2 separate regions of the Homo sapiens genome follow, and region 1 is linked to region 2. A link is a loop called in an ENCODE intact Hi-C map of the cell type or tissue named here. Cell type or tissue: K562. All regions are shown on one strand. Links, peaks and the distances in the headings refer to the core of each region. The heading gives the core; the rest is flanking DNA.

What was found. A loop is a pair of places that touch in the nucleus more often than their neighbours do. Peaks named below come from ENCODE experiments on the same cell type or tissue, not always from the same donor. Only the 100,000 strongest peaks of a DNase experiment are listed, where the experiment ranks them.
Region 1: it touches region 2 in a loop (6-fold over the local background); 3 of 110 quality-filtered maps call a loop at or near these places.

What each region holds. Positions count from the first base shown.
Region 1 is chr10:42,694,719-42,700,103 of GRCh38, forward strand. It overlaps LINC02632 (long intergenic non-protein coding RNA 2632), which reads left to right and starts at 1,317. Exons shown (of 4, transcript NR_184025.1): 1 at 1,317-1,493. It also overlaps the pseudogene CUBNP1. In K562, for the core only: no CTCF peak of the experiment used is centred there; no DNase peak of the experiment used is centred there.
Region 2 is chr10:42,642,516-42,647,900 of GRCh38, forward strand. LOC105378268 (a long non-coding RNA gene) reads left to right here. Exons shown (of 2, transcript XR_945898.3): 2 at 2,478-3,027. Among named protein-coding and RNA genes, the nearest start is that of ZNF33B, 6.6 kb to the left of the region's middle. In K562, for the core only: a CTCF peak has its summit at 2,660; DNase peaks (open chromatin) are centred at 2,679 and 4,756; H3K4me3 peaks cover 1,525 bases.

The DNA of each region.
Region 1 (5,385 bases), core at 189-5,188, 52 kb after region 2:
TAAAAGGCATGCAAATTATGGAAGTTTCTGCACGTTTATAGAGGAAACATGTGCAAAAGTCGACAACTTCTCTATTTTCCTGTTGGTGTAGATTAGGTGGCTGGGGTTTGGCTCTGTATCAATATGTCCAAATATTGAAGCCTACTGCTCATTAATATTTAATTTAAAGGAATACCCAAATATAATGGTGGCAGGTCCTAATGGCTTGATAGCAATTCTCCACTTGATCTAATAATTTAATTTAAATCAAACAGATAATAAGACATTGACCTACCAATGAATTTGCCCCCTTTTAATAAAGGAACAGATGCTTCTTGTACCAATGAAATAACTTAGTGTTTTTTTTTAATATTCACTCCCACTTCTAAATTTTAAAACCCTTAGATAATAGCACCAATCCAGGAAATAGGAGGATATTTACAATTAGAGGCCATATCTTGCTTAATTTTGGAATATTCTATATCAAATCAAACCTCCCATTTATTTTCGCTGGAAATATGTGTGTGAATAGATGACCAGAAACAGTAAAGCCTGTTCTGTCCCAAGCAAAATTAATTACTCTCCGAGACTAAGTTACCTTCTAGGAGGTAGATGGTTTCTTTCAGCACCAAATAATTGACCAAGGACTACGGAACAGGTCACCAATCCTTTGGGTAACATGACTGAAACTGTGCAAGAAGCTCATCTAATGGCATTAAAAGTTTACCACAGCAGTTTCTTCCTGAAATCAGAAAGCTTTTTTCTGTCTGCAGTAAGTTTTTGATCTGCTTATATGTGTTTGTCTTATGTCAAATATTCCAAGTGAACTTTGATCACTAAAGGGAAAATGGATGGCTCTGCTGACATTGGCAGTAGCTGGGGGGCATCTGCAGTGCACCTGATTAAAATGAAGTACATTTACAATATCCTACATTATCTGCATCTTCACCGGAGGTATAAGAAGCAGTGAAGCCTCCATATGGCCTAGATCCATCCGTGAAAAAAATGACTTTCATTGTGTTTCCTGAAGATTTAATCTCACTGCTTACATTCACACTACTACACAGTTTCTCTAGCTGGGGTAAGTTACTTCTAATGCTATTGAATACCTATTGGAAAAAGAGTTTAACCTTTAGACACACAATCCATCTTACTGCATATTTCCTAGGAGGTGATATTCCTAGCCCAGACCCACTTCCTTCTATGGGAACCCTGCCCTAAAATGAATGACCTAACAATGCAGGTTTCTAACCCAGTGCCACAAGCCACTATGTTACCCTGAACACATTTTGTGACCTCAGGGTGATTTCACTAGAATGAAAGTATTGCAGTAATGCCTTCCTGCCATGTGGTGACAGATTAAAAGCTGCTATACACTTTGGAACTGGAAACTGAGCTCCCAATATAAAGGAGATAAGCCATCATGCTTACAATATGTTGTGCAGAGCTCACTGGTGGGCAGTTTTTCTTAACAATGCATCAGGACTTTTGCTATTTGTAAAGGAAGCTTAAAGGTTAGTTTCTGATGATTTGATATATATAATAAAGCAGATATTTTTATTTTAATATTTATTTATTTATTTATTTATTGAGATGCGGTTTTGCTCTTGTTGCCCTGGCTGGAGTACAATGGCATGATCTCAGCTCAGCTCACTGCAACTTCTGCCTCCCAGGTTCAAGCGATTCTCCTGCCTCACCCTCCCAAGTAGCTGGGATTACAGGCATGCACCACTGTGCCCAGCTAATTTTGTATTTTTAGTAGAGACGGGGTTTCACCATGTTGGTCAGGCTGGTCTCGAACTCCTGACCTCAGGTGATCCACCTGCCTCGGCCTCCCAAAGTGCTGGGATTACAGGTGTAAGCCACCATGCCCAGCAAGCAGATATTTTTAAATACCTTGAAAAGTAATTTGAAAAATCAATCTCCATATGCAATTAAACATAATAGTTCTTTCCTCATTAGTTATGGATTCAAAGCTTCAATTTTCTCATTTGAATTTTTAAGAATGGATTATTATTGACTCCAAAATATTAAATAATAACTGTAGTCATTCACATAGTTACAATAATTGGCAAATTGTTCCAATGCTGTACAAAATAAAAAAAATTTAGATGAAATAACTAAACAATAATTCATTGATTGAGTGATTGATATTCCAGTGTTTAAAAGGATTTGAATGACTCAAGATTAGAAATAATGACTCAGACTATGGCACTAAAAGTTACGCAGTAGGAGAATGCACTCCACAACAAAACATGTCAGTTTTTAAAATTTACTATAATTAATTAAATTTAGCTCTCTGGGGACTTCTGGTCTAAAGTGTCTTCCAGCTCACGCGACCAGAAGAAGAGTTTGCTATCATTTACCGAGCAGACAAAAATGCCAGTCTTGCTCATCATCTACTTAGTCTGTCTTATCCAATCAGCACAACACCCTCCCAAGCAGATAACAGTATCCCTGTTTTCCAGATTAAGATACCAGAATTCAGAATGATGATGTAATTTGCTGAAGTTCAAATAATTACTAATAATAGAACTGGGATTCAGACAATCCCTCTGATTCCAAACCATGAAGCAGTGTATAAAGAAATAGATGAGGACAAATATTTCTATAATGCTGAAAACAGGAATGGGCATCACATTGCCAAAATCAAAAGGGATTAGAACCAACTGTAAGGTTAATGGGACATGTTGGAAACCATGATCAATGGCTGTTATCCTGCCTCTGAGTCTGCCTTTGGCGTAGAATCACAATGACTGAACATGTTATAGTCATCCATTTATCACATGGACTTCTGCTGTTAGAAGCAACCAGAATGCAATTCTCATCATTGTGCTCTAATCCCTTTTGTACTCAGAAACTACAACTCTCAGAATACAAATGGATGGGAAGTAGGCACGTGAGATTTAGGACAGGCTATAACATTTGCTATGAACAGGGACAAAATCAGATACAGGTCATATTGTAGGACACACCGGGTGGCATAGCTTTTCATTTTCTCTGTCTGTACAGAGAGTCAGATAGGCAAGTGGGTTTGGAGAAATTTTAGGCTCAGACCAGCTGGATAAGGCATTAGCCACGAAGCAGTGCAATGAAAGTTAAAGCTGCCTCTGCACCAGCAGATCTTCTTTCTTCTTTACTCTTTTTTTTTCTTCTCCTTCTTCTTTTCTCTTTCTCCCTCTCCTTCTCAATCTCCTCCTTCTTCTCTTTCTCCTTCTTCTTCTTATCCTTTTCCTCTTTTCTCCTTCTTCTTTTTTCTCCTTCCCTTCTCCCTCTGTCTCTTTCTCCCTCTCCTTCTCCCTCTTCTTCTTCTCCCCCTTCTTCTTCTCCCCCTTCTTCTTCTCCCCCTTCTTCTTCTCCCTCTTCTCCTCCTCCTTCTCATCCTCCTTCTCCTTCTTCTGCCTCTTTCGTCTTCTTCCTCTTTTTGGCAAGTTGTCAATCAAGTAGAGTGGCAGCAAAGGCAGACCCACATGCCCTTGTTTGGAGCAGAGTAAAGAGGAACCAAAATAAACATTGAACATATAAAAATATATTTCAGAAAAAGGAATGTGGACATTATACTAAAGATTCAGAAAAAAAATTAATTCCGAAAGTGATTCCTTGCTGGAGTTTTAACCTCCCCAAGAGAAAAGTCCTGTGGATATGACATTTGTAGATTTGTAGGTTTCCTTATTTAAAGAGTCAGGGCACCCTCATGCATACAGAGATGCCAGTCATCCTTTTGGCAATTCATTCTTAAATATGAATGAACAGCCAAGGATCAGCAGACATTTAGGGAACTGACTAATGTAAAAGGCAGAGACCAATATGAGTAAACGGGAGATAGGAACATGAAGAAAACTGACCCCAAATAAGCAACACAAAACTTCAAAATTACTATTAATATATTCTTGTATATATTAATATAGTAAACATGTAAAATATTTAAATATATATTTTTCAAAGAACGATGGTAAAATAAAGATAATTTCAGGTATATCATTTCTTTAAAAATGTATTGCCCTTGCCCATTTCCTTGGGGAGCTACAAGAGGGTATGCCTCACCAAAAGAGGAAATTAACCAAGAAAGGGACGTGCATAGCATCACAAAGCCAGCTTTCTAGCCCAAGAGCAGAATGAAAGAACTTGCAAATCTGCTGGCAAAGGGAAATTCTGAAATGACAGCTAGCATCAGGCTTGCAGCTGTGGACAAAGGCTCAAGGAAGGATATTACTGAGGAAAAGAAATGGAACTGATATGTTTTACTACAGAAGGTGAAGATGAACACCCAGGGTGGAAAGGGTGTGGAAGAATTAGTGATCAGTGCTTAAAACCCAAGAAAATGTAAAGAGGACACAATTATTATTATTCCTTGGGAAAACAAAAACAAATGTTGCCACAGTACACTACTTGGCTCAGTTGTGAATGGTGTTTATGTAATCATGGTAATGTCAACTAAATGACAATTTAAGCAAAAGCTGTGACATATGTATTTTGGGAGACATTTGGGAAAGTATATAAACTGTGCATACCCCATGTGCATTTGTGGTGGCAGAGGGCTAATTCTCATCTTCCAGAGTAGGATGTGGATAGATAATGTCCAAAAAAAGCAAGGAGTAGTAGAATAGGAATATTATATAGAAATAATGACATAAAACCCACCGGCAGTAGCTGCAAGAGTTATAAGTTGATAATTAAGGGATAGGGAGATGACAACTAAGATCTGCTTTGGAATTTGTGGTTGTGGCTATAACTTTTATCTTTATTTGAGTTCTAAAACTATGACTGTTCATATTCTGTTTCCTAAAGGACATGTGAATACTCTGCTTATAAAATTCCTAATAATCATTATATTCAGTATGATTTAAACTATGAAAATAATTTCAAAGGTAAAAAACAACTGCTCGCATATACATCAAAATTTTAGTAATAGATGAGTAGAATTAAAAATATCTTTATATTTTTTATTTTCTGAACTCTCCAAATATTGCTCAATAAGCATCCATTATATTTATTACCAGAAAAATAGACTAAAATTAGAATTCAAGTGGATTTATATCATATAATTACAGTACATAAAATATGCTTTGCCAAGAAGAGATGAGAAAATGCATCAAAATATGATATAGTGGGACTGGTTAGTATTTTTTCTACTTCATCTCTGTTTATATATATTCAATCAATAATAGGAAACAAAGTTTCTTTATAATAAACAACCTTAGTCCAAAATTTCCTGTCTCTCAAATAAAAGAAAACACACTTGGTTTCTTATTTTCAAGATCTGAAAGACAACTGTTCAGTCCTTCAGATATTAGAACTTGGAAATAAAATCTGAAGGTTGAAGGAGATCATTTTAGGGCGATACAAAGTGGTCATAAGATACAAATATATTTCATATTTTTGAAATTGACTACCCAACAGAAGACA
Region 2 (5,385 bases), core at 115-5,114:
TGTAATTTTGTATTCATATACCAACCTTTCCCCATCCTGCCCTCCCCACTACCCCCTCACCCTCTAATGCCCATAATTCTACTCACTACTTCTATGAGCCCCAATTTTTTTAGCTCCCAAATATAAGTGAAAATGTGCAGTAATTATCTTTCTGTGTCTGACTTATTTCACTTAATGACATCCAGGCCTATCCATGTTGTGGCAAATGACAGGATTTCATTTTTATAGCAGAGTAATATTCCACTGTGTTTATATACCAGATTTTCTTTTTCCATTGATGTGTTGGTGGACGTTTAGGTTGATATTATATTTTGGCTATTGTGAATAGTGTTGCTATAAACACAGGAGTGCAGGTATCCCTTTGATATATGGATTTCCCTTCCTTTGGATATGTGCCCAGCAGTGTGATTGTTGGATTGTATGGTAGTTCCGTTTTATTTTTTAAGAAACCTCCACACTGTTTTATATAGTGGTTGTACCAATTTACATTCCCACCAACAGTGTCTAAGAGTTCCCTTTTCTATGCATCCTTACCAGCACTTATTTATTTTTCTTATAATAGACATTCTAACTAGGGTGAGATGATGCCTCATTGTGATTTTGATTGGCATTTCCCTGATGATTAGTGATGCTGGACATTTTTCATACATTTGTTAGCCATTTGTATGTCTTCTTTTAAGAAATAATTATTCAGATCCTTTGCCTGCATTTTAATCAGATTACTTTTGTTTTTGTTTTTGCCATCGAGTTGTTTGAGTTATTTGTATATTCAGGATATTTGTCCCTTTTGGATAAATAGTTTGCAAGTATTCCCTACCATTCTACAAGTTGTCTCTTCACTTCCATAATTGTTTCCTTTGCTGTGCAGCTTTTTAGTTTAATACAGTCCCACTTCTTTTTGTTGTTGTTGTCTGTGCTTTTGTTTGTTTGTTTATTTTGAGACAGAGTCTCACCCTGTTGCACAGGCTGGAGTGCAGTGGTGTGATTATAGCTCACTGTAGCCTCTACCTCCTGGGCTCAAGTGATCCTCCTGCCTCAGCCTCCCGAGCAGCTGGGATTACAGGTGCCCACCAGCATGCCTGGCTAAATTCTGTATTTGTAGTAGAGATGGGGATTCACCATGTTGCCCAGGCTGGTCTCGAACTCCTGTGCTCAAGAATCTGCCCACCTCACCCTCCCAAAGTGCTAGGATTACAGGTGTACACCACTATGCCTGGCCTGTCTGTGCTTTTTTTTTTTTTTTTTTTTTTTTTTTGAGATGGAGTCTCACTGTGTTGCCAGGCTGGAGTGCATTGGCTTCAACCTGGCTCACTGCAATCTCTGCCTCCTGGGTTCAAGCAATTCTCCTGCCTCAGCCTCCCAAGTAGCTGGGATTACAAGTGTGCACCACCACACCCAGCTAATTTGTGTGTGTGTGTGTATTTTTAGTAGAGATGGGTTTTCACCATGTTGGCCTCAATCTCCTGACCTTGTGATCCACCCACCTTGGCCTCCCAAAGTACTAGGAGTGCATCACCATGCCTGGCCCTGTCTGTGCTTTCTAAGTCTTAGTCATAAAACTTTTGCCTAGGCCAATGCCCTGAAGAGTTTGCTCTAGGTTTTCTTCTAGTATGTTTACAGTTTTGGTCTTATGTTTAAGTCTTTAATCCATTTTGAGTTGATTTTTGTATACGGTGACAGGTAGGGATCAAGTTTTGTCCTTCTGCATATGGATATCCAGTTTTCCCAGCACAATTTATTGAACAGGTGGCCCTTTACACAATGTACGTTCTTGGCATTTTAATTAAACGTTAAAGGACTTATAATATTATAATTCCACTTATATGACTTTGTAATAATAAATTATTGTTGATATATGTGCAAGTATATTTAAATCAATCAGAGTTCAAATGGTAACAGAGAGATCACTCAAGTATTACAACTGAGAGAATTTGATGAAGATTATTTAAAGCAGGTGTTTTAATGGTAAAAATGAACACTGAGCTAACACAGGATGACAACATCAGGTAGCAGCTACCTGTCTAGGGCTGGGAAACAATGGAAAAGATTAAGGTTCTCGGAACCTAGAAACTCACAAGAGTGGCCCCAGAGAGCTAGAATTAGACAAGACAGCGGAGGCAGGGGCAGTGCCAGGATCATGCTGGTACCTCAGGTATTCAGAGAAGAGCTTTGCAGAACTGGAATTCAGATGCTGTCCAGTTGCTAACTGAACTTTCAGGAAGGCATGTTGAAGCACATTGTGTTCACCTCTGAAAGTCGTTACTGTCCAGCTGGTGCTAGTAGCCAGAGTGGGATCAATGTGGAGAGTTCTGGGAGAGCTAAAAGAAGCTGGAGGGTGATCAACATGTTCTGGAATTAGATAGTGGTGATGGTTGTGTAACTTTGTGACTATAATTATTGAATTACACACTTTTAAAGGAGTAAATTTTGTATGTAAATTGTATGCCAATGTTACAAATACTTTTTTTTTTTTTTAGACGGAGTCTAGCTCTGTCACCAGGCTGGAGCACAGTGGCATGATCTCGACTCACTGCAACCTCCACTGAAGAAGGAATTCATGAATTTTACAAGTATAATCAAAGACCACCAAGAAATTTTTACTTTTTCCTTCAAAAGCTAAGTGTAGTGTAGCACCCCCTGCCCATAGTCTAAGTTACAGAAGAATACTAACTGCCTGTTTTTCTTTCTGTGTTGTGAGCCTTATCTGTTCTCACCAGTTTCACATTCCTTGAGGCTCAGTGAGTTCCTGCGCACCTCCCTAGCACAGCTGCAAAGTTACAAGGTTGATATGCATATGTTACAGAAACATAGTTTCCCAAGGATGTGGAACATGTAGTATAGATAAATGTAAAAGACTGATCAACTGCCTTTGTTCTCGCTTGTGTAAGTAGACTTCATGAATCACATAGCTCCCGGCCACTGACTGCTTAAAAGGTGGCTGCATTCTTTCTCCAGGGCTCAGACTTTCCTGGACGCTAGTCCTACTGAGCCAGGTGATCCCCTTAATAAAGGCTTTCCTGAACTCTCTTCAGTCTCTCCCGTCTCTGATTGTCCCATAACATTTCTGGGGGCCTGTCTGGGATTGGAGATGGCAGGTTTCTGTCTCCTTTGCCTGTGGGCTAAAGCCACAGGACGCGGGAGATTTGGGAACTTTGGTGCCACTGGGGAAGACTTAGCCCAGAAGGAGAACGGCTCCCATGTATTGGAGCCTCGCCCTGACAGCGCAAACGGAACCGACTCAGGAGTTGCAGGACAGTCACAGGAGCAGTGCGCTGGCAGACTACTGAACCGCCATAAGGTTGGGCCCTGGAAAAGCCCATCCCATAAGGACAGAAGGGGAGCTTGATTACCTTCCCCGGAACGATCACTTATCCAACCCAGAGTGGCTGGGGGCAGCAGGAGTGGCCTGCCAATTTGGATGAATCTCGTGTCCCCACACAAGCAAAAGTGGTTCACTGGATCTGGAGACAGAAACTGGGAGTGTTTTGGTGTGTGTGAACCTACTCGGGACATAAAGAAGGCTTCTTTCATCTGATCAGTCCTGGGGTAGGAGTGGTTTGTGTATGTGTGTGAATGTGGAAGCCTAACTAAGCTCACTCGGGACATGAGAGAGGCTTGTTTCATCCGATGAGGAGTCCTGGGGCAGGGGAGGTGTGTGAAAGTGTGTGAAAGAGGTGGTCTCGGAGAAGCCAACACGGGGAGTGATGTGGGGAGTTGCAGATCTTAGTGCAGACTGTGTCCCTCAAGGTGAGTGTGGGACAAGCCAGACCTAGGTCACTGCATAAGACCGACAAGATTCACTTCATGGTAGCTTCACAGCAGTAGTTGGCTGTGACCTGGCCAAGCAGCATCCAAACCTCCTGTAATAGGACCCTGTCTGGTGCATCCAAGAGTGAAAGTGAGAGTGAAAGTGTGCCACGAGGGAGGCAATAGGAGGAAAAGTATTGAAGCCAACTCCATTAGAACATATGTTGAAGAACTTTAAGAAAGGCTCTGATGGTGATTATGGAATGAAGTTAACACCGCAGAGGCTAAGAACACTTTGTGAAATTGACTGCCTCTCCTTCAACATAGGGAGGGCGGCCAAGGGAACCATAGATAGGGAAATAATTGGCCGAGTATTTAGGGTGGTCACTGGGGTTGGAGAACAGCCTGGACAACCTGATCAGTTCCCATACATAGACTCCTAGCTGAGCGTGATTCAAACCCATCTGAAATGGCTACAGGCCTGTTTTGAAAATTATTGTAAGACTCTGGTGGCTCGTACAAAACAAGGAACCATAGAAAAGACCCACAAAGTGTAGGCCCAGGAGAAAGAACAGCAAGGAAAACAGGAAAAACCTGTCCTACAGGCCCCACTAGAAGAGCTAGAGACTCCATCCCCTTATGTTCCAATTTATCCGCCTCTGGCAAGGCTTAGGCAGGAAGTCACTCCAGCAGCTGCCTGTGGAGGGTCAGACTCAGAGGAGAGTACCCTTCAAACTTCACCACATAGGGAAGAGCCAGGGTCACTGCCCGATAATTCAAAGGAGGAACTCCAGTATGACGGCCATCTCCGGTCAGGACACGCCCGAGCTTTGCAGATGCCATTCAGAGAACCTAGGGGACAGATCTATTTAGATGCACAAAATGAGGTTCAAGGAGGAGAACGGCTTTATGTTTATCAGCCCTTCTCTACTACAGATATTTTCAACTGGAAACAGCATACTCCCTCCTATACAGAAAAACCCCAGGCTCTTATCGACCTGATGCAGTCCATCTTCTTAACTCACAACCCAACCTGGGCTGACTGCAAGCAGTTCCTTCTGTCACTGTTCAATACAGAAAAACACTGCAGAGTAATACAAGTGGCTTATCAGTGACTAGAAAGCAATGCTCCAGTAGGCACAGGAGATGTCAGAAAGTATGCTCAGCAGGCTTTGCCAATAGAAACTGACCCAGGCTGGGACCCAAATCAGGCCTAAGGGCTGCTGAACTTGCTGAGATACCAAGGGGCTCTGATACAAGGAATAAAAGCTGGAGGGAAAAAGGCAACAAACACTGGAAAGGTTTCAGAGGTCCATCAGAAACCAGATGAAAGTACCAGTGAGTTCTATGAGAAGCTTTGTGAGGCTTACCGGCTCTACACACCTTTTGACCCAGAAGTGGCAGGGAATCAGTGCATGGTTAATGCGGCATTTGTGAGTCAGGCACAAAATGACATTAAGTGAAAGTTGCAGAAGCTGGAGGGGTTTGAAGTTATGAACATTTCCCAGCTTATCCAAGTGGCAACTAAAGTGTTTGTAAATCAAGATGAAGAAGCAAAGTGGGAGGCCAAGCATAGAGTGAAGGAAAAGGCAGAGTTCTTGGCTGCAGCCCTGATTGAAAGAGAGGCTGGATTTGCAA